2 separate regions of the Mus musculus genome follow, and region 2 is linked to region 1. A link is a loop called in an ENCODE intact Hi-C map of the cell type or tissue named here. Cell type or tissue: heart. All regions are shown on one strand. Links, peaks and the distances in the headings refer to the core of each region. The heading gives the core; the rest is flanking DNA.

Region 1 (2,899 bases), core at 158-2,657:
CCCTGCAGTCTCCATACCCCCAGGCTGAGAGGAATACCTAAGTGCCCCGAGGAGCCAGGCTCCATGGGCAGGCTGCCCTGGATCCAAAGGGACAGCCTTCCACATCACAGGGAGGTAGGTGCCTGACCAGTAGGCAGGACAAGGGGGCTGGGGAACTCAACTGATGATGGGCAAACCATGACACAGGAGTATCCTGGATGTGGCCCCAGCACCTGCTGGCATTTAGGACAACAGCCCTGCCACCCACAGCTTCAGGGTGGTCCACTGTGCCGGGACTCCACTCATGGTCAGTGAGCAGGTGCGTCTGGCTGGCAACTGTTTTTGCCCAGGTTGGACTCAAGGAACCAGGAAGAACTTTGCCTGGTGACCATGGCCACTGGCCACCTCTGTACCCCCAATGTATATCTGAGGACAGGTGCAGAGAGAAGGAGCTATCTATAAAGCACTAGTCCTGGGCTGTTCTGTGTCCAGGCAGCTCTGATAACCAGTGTACTTAACAGGTGAAGAAACAGGCTCAGAGCCTTTGAGCACAGGAACTCAAGGCCAATGTAGCTCTTGGGGCTGTGACAAGCAGAGTGTGAAGCTCTGAGACCTTGTCATTGGTTCCTGCAGGTTGCAGTGAGGCTGGCTGGAGATATTCTAACAAGTAGGACTTCCTCATTTCCAGAGGCTCCTTGTGGATAAGGGTGCGGACAGAAAGGGGACACTTCACTCATAGAGACCGCAGGTGCACAGATGGCCCAGGCGGTTAGGTGTGTGTGCCCCTCCTGCAGAGGACTCAAGCTCTGTTCCCAGCATCTGTATCTGATGGCTCACAACTACCTGTCACCTAGCTCCAGGAGACCCAATGCCCTCTTCTGGGCTCCATGGGCACCTGTACCCACATAGAGAAACCCATTCGTACACATAATTAAAAATAAATCTTAAAAAAAAAAAAATTAAAAAAAAGGAGAGATTGCAGGGTGCAATGGCTCATTCCCACAGCGGCAACGAGGAGGCAGAGATCAAGGGATCATTGCAATTTAGAAACCAGATTCGTCTTCATAGCAAGTCCTGAGCCAGCCAGAGTTACATGGCAAGTCTGTTTCAAGAAAACTAAATGGAATAGAAAAAAGAATGGGAGCGACATCCAGGGTCTGAAGAAATAGCGTTAGGGTACGCGCAGCCACTAGGGGGCAGTACCAGGGGATGGAGTCTGATGGGCCACCCATGAGGGTGGATGTGGGATAGGACCTGTCTCCTGGATGGACATGTTCCAGCCCCTGCTTGCTTGCCCCTGTGGTAAGTTTTGGAGCCTCCTAAGGTACTGAGGGAGACAGGCAGCTGGAGAAACGAAGGAGTGTGTGGGGTCTGGAGGAGCAGGGTACACTTGGTGGTGGCTCCTGTCTCACTGGAATGCAGCCAGACATGGATGGAGAAGTGGCCACCAGGGTGGGTGTGGCTTTCACAGAAGCTGGCTAGGCAGGCAGCCAGTGCTGGCACGTGTACCCATGGCTCCCCCTCCAGGTGGCATAAGAGACCACGGACCAGCAGGGCTGAGTCAGCTCCAAGCTCCTGTATCCATCCCCAAGCCCCTAGCAACAGCATCTTCTTTCATTGCCCTGTGGGTGGTCCCAAGCAGGCAGGGGGGCGGATGGGGGGGGCCCTTACTGACAATAGGGCCAGCTGTGCCATGCCACACCCCAGCCCCGTCCACTCAGGCCAGGTTGGCATCTAGCCACTCACCTCTGCCCCAGGCTAGTTCTGCTGTCCACCCTACCCCAAAGCCCTGCTGTCCGTTTCTGGCAAGACACATCATCTTGGGTGAGCTAAGGGGCCAGAAGGCCTGGGGCTCAACAAGCAGATCCTGCTCTGGGCCAGATGTTCCAGGGCGGCTCCTCCAACACTAGGGTGCATCCCTTGAACCCCCAGCTGTTCCAGGCACACAGGAAGCCTGATCCCCCGCTCTACAGCTGCCTTACAGATGGTGAGGAGAGGGTGTTCTGGCTGCCTGAGAGTCCCCGTCAAAGAGTAGGAGAGCACCTACCGCTAACTCCCACATGAAGTTAGCCACTCCCTGTCAGCCCTCTCTGCCTGGCCTACCTGCCCTAGGCTCAAGCAGAAGGCAGCAGCAAGCAAGCTAAGCTGAGAGAGTCCCTGCCTCTCTCCATTCTAGAGGGGGTTTAAGGGAGCAGGAGAAGGCTAAAGCTGGGCCTCCTGGCCTATTGCCCAGGAAGCCCCCATGCTGATGGCCCCCATTCTTTGGCCCTGTCGCGTGCCCCCTGCCTGCCTTGCCCCCCACCCTCCTGTACACACATGGCCGAGAAACAGGCCCCAGCACGTGGAGCCAGCTGGCACCCCGTCAGACTAGCAGCCAGGCACGCTGCCAGGGCAGCCAGCCAGACTGCCACTCGCTCCTACCCCGCCCGCCCTGGCCTCTACCGCACAGAGCAGGCTGCACCATGTGGCCTGTCAGGGAGTAAGGCTGCAGACGTAGAAGACGGGGGAACCCCTGCGGGGAGGAGGGGGGACACCCTAGGGTTGGGAGGAGCTGATGGTGAAGAGGTAACCTGAGGCTCAGGCCTGAGAGGTATGCGCTGTCATATGACTCCAGACAGATGTGGACTTGCCGCCACTCTCGTGGGACTGGGAAGGTTGCAAGTGTGCACTTTCCACTTTGGGACCACTGCTTCTCCACATGCCTGTCTCCAGCCCCCAGTGGGCCCTGTGCTCTGCGGGGTGGAGCCCTGAACATCCTGCCTCTTGTCCTGCATGCACCCGGGATGGCCCTCCCCTACCTGACTCTGGGAACTTTGTCTTGCACCTGCCACAGTGGGTGCCCAGCAGCGGGCAAAGAGACTCCTGCTGCCCTTGGAGCTGGTCTCAGAGACAAAAGCTCTCTCCTTGTGACACAGCCAGG
Region 2 (2,899 bases), core at 226-2,725, 74 kb after region 1:
CCTTCCTGACTTCTGGGGATGTTGCACACCCTGAATTTCAAAGTTCAAGGCACTGCGTGTCCCGGGTGCAAGGGGCCATTCTAAAATCAAATCCCCTGGGGCTTCCTCTCCCTAGAGTCCAGATATGATTCCCTTACACTTCCTTCCGGATTTGGGGGCATCTTTCCAGATAGTGGAAAGGAATCCAAAATTTGTAATTCCACGGCGGAGCCAGCTCGAAGCTGCAGACACTCTCGGCCTCAGAGCCCAGATCCTGAAAAGCTTACCAGTTTACCGTATCTTCTCGGGGAAATAGACCCTCCTCTTCGGCCACACCTCCTGGATCATCTATTGGCCAACCTGAGCACCGCCCACGCGATGCCATTGGTTTGCACCGGCTGCCCAGACAAAGGGAGCGGCCGCTGCGGGAGGCGATGGGGCGGGGCTAGGCGGAGGCGCTGGGGCAGGCGGGGACGCTGCCCTCATGGAGGCGGGGCGGGGGCCTCCACGTGGGTGGGGCTGGGCGCCCTCCCCACCCCCACGAGGGCCGCGGCCGTGGGGCGCTGGTAGCTCTCCCGCCCCTCCGCCCTGCACCCCTCCCGCCCTAGGGCTCTTTCCTGGACTGCGGCTGCAGCCTTCTCTTCCCGGAGGGCTCAGAGTTCGTCCCCTTTTCGCGATTGGGAACGTGGACACGCCGGAGCCTGGATGCAGAAGGGCGCGCGGGAACAGGGAGCTGGTGCGCGAGCCGCAGCCCAGCGTCCAGGCCGCCCCACTCTCTGCTGATCCAAAGGACTAGGGAAACCCTGCGCGCCGACGGTGGCCTGGACGTTGGCGCGGGCCCTGGCGCTAAAAAACGGATCCCATTTCCAGAAAGGCGGGCCGGGTATCCCGCTCCTGCCTCCTGGAGAATTAGCTCGGCGGAGGTCGACCAGCCGGGTAGGGAGGGAGGGATGGAGGGACAGGCCTAGGGTCGACCAGCCGGATAGGGAGTAGCTTCTGGGAGCTCCCTTGCCTACGGAGGGCCGGTGAGGCTGCCCTCAGAGCGCCGCCAGGTACGTGCTTTTTCCTTGTTTCCCGCGCGCCCAGAGCACACTCTGGGGAGGGAAGGAATAAAAACCCAGCTGGTGTGTAGGAGATTTTCGCACCAAACGTGTCTTTCTGAGGGGTCCTGGGACGGTAGCCGAACTCGGGGTAGCCTCCTGAGCTGTATTCTGGAATCCCTACTGGGCTCTCCACCACCCGTAAGACGGGCTTGGAGCCAGTTCCTGTGGAAATGCGCGTCACTTTCTTCAGAGGCCCACGAAATTCATCCAGGACTCCATGGGTACTACAGCAAGATGGCTCTGTTTCGAAGTGGTTCATACAGTTATCCCCCAACCCGGAAACCTAGAATTCTCGTTTTCTGAACCGGGATGTTTACTTTAGGGAAACCTGGTCTTGGCTTCTGCTGCGCGCCGGGTGTCTAGGAACGAATCCCTCCTGGATCCGGGAACCCCAGATTTGCGGGGTTAGGAGATACCCTCAGAGTTGTGGTTTTTTGTTGGTGGTGGTTTGTTAAGAGCCTGGTAGCTGAACTGGAGCGGGCCCCGTCCCCTCCCCCATACCCACTTCAAACAAAAGAGCTCCTCCGAGAATATTTTTTAAGGGGAAAGCGCTTCTGAATGTGGACCCTCAGTTCTCCCCGCCCCCCGTTCCGAGGAAGGACAAGGGTTTTATATGTGTGTTTAAAACAAAGGCGAAGCTAGACGCGAGTTGCCGGGAAAGGGCCGCTTTTATTTTAAAGTTCTTGAAGAATTCACTTTCTTTTCTCCCAAGTTAGCTGCAGCTGAGCCAGAAGCGTCCCCACTGGCTTACCCGATAGTGGGATTTTACACGGTGTCGGCTAAGGGTGGCTTTGTGAGAAGACCATTTCAGAAGAAGAAACGGGGCTCTGGCTGGTGGGGTAGAAACCCCTATGGAATGAAAAGTACTCCCAGTCTCTTTGAGGAAGATTGCAAAGTAAGGTGGGTTGTTTTTCTTTTGTCCCATCCTTCCCACCCCTTAAATTAGAAGAAAAGGCCCCCAAGCGTGCAGCACCAGGTGGACGTTTGGAAGCTGCGAGTGGAATCTCGTTTAAAAACTTCCGGCCCCACGCACACCAAGTATCCATCTTCGTCGTAGTTGGGGTGAGGAAGAGTGTGACTTCCCTACCCAGAGTCTGGTTGAGCACGGATCCCGCCGAGGAGAGAAGGGTCCCGGCCGGGGGGAAGGTCCCTCTTTCTGGGACAAAGCGATCCTTAATTGTGGCCACCTTCCAAAGTCCGGGGCGAATTCGCTACGCGCGTCTGCCCGGGCGGCGCTTGGTGGGTAGTCCCGCTTCCACCAAAACTCTGTGTTTCCTTTCTCTCAAAATAAAACTCAACAAGCCATAAAGCTTCCGACGCCGGTGGAGAAGGCGCCGCGGATTTATGGCCCCTGAATTCCCTACTCTCTAATTATCCTTGTTTTTACTTGACTTATGGGTAGTGACCAATAAAATCATTTTCCATTTTGGATTTTTTTTTTCTCTCTGGCTAACATGAAAAATTCAAGTTGCGCCCTTCTCTCACCCGCTTGGACAAACCTTTTTTCTGAACGGGGTTGGGGATAAAAGAACCCTGCCTCCATCTTTCGCCTCTACTGAGGGCTGTCCTGTCTCCCAATTCCCCGATTAATTGCATTTAGGGGAGAGCTGCCTCCACCCCTTCTCCCTCCACTCTAGGGCCTTTCTGCGGATCTTTCCCTAGAAACCCCGCTGGGCTCCGGCTCTGAACAGCACCGGAGGACTGCAACGCCCACCCAGGCCCTGCTGCGGGTCTCCGGTGGCCTCAGCTCCTGTCGGGTAACCTCCCTAGGCCTCCCGGAACGCTCACCGGAGCTCGAGCCTTTGGACGTTCAGGGG

What was found. A loop is a pair of places that touch in the nucleus more often than their neighbours do. Peaks named below come from ENCODE experiments on the same cell type or tissue, not always from the same donor. Only the 100,000 strongest peaks of a DNase experiment are listed, where the experiment ranks them.
Region 2: a loop joins it to region 1, with 2.5 times the contacts of the local background. A loop is called at or near these places in 2 of 42 quality-filtered maps.

Annotation. Positions count from the first base shown.
Region 1 is chr11:120,261,101-120,263,999 of GRCm38, reverse strand. All of the region lies in intron 3 of Bahcc1 (BAH domain and coiled-coil containing 1), which reads right to left. Among named protein-coding and RNA genes, the nearest start is that of Gm11772, 25 kb to the right of the region's middle. In heart, for the core only: a CTCF peak has its summit at 1,179 (motif pointing right); DNase peaks (open chromatin) are centred at 1,349, 1,829 and 2,369; H3K4me3 peaks cover 785 bases; H3K27ac peaks cover 1,758 bases.
Region 2 is chr11:120,187,572-120,190,470 of GRCm38, reverse strand. 2810410L24Rik (RIKEN cDNA 2810410L24 gene) reads left to right here and starts at 615. Exons shown (of 3, transcript NR_030682.1): 1 at 615-1,031; 2 at 1,795-1,982; 3 at 2,720-2,899. It also overlaps Gm9734. In heart, for the core only: a CTCF peak has its summit at 1,264; DNase peaks (open chromatin) are centred at 380, 1,230 and 2,100; H3K4me3 peaks cover 2,500 bases; H3K27ac peaks cover 2,500 bases.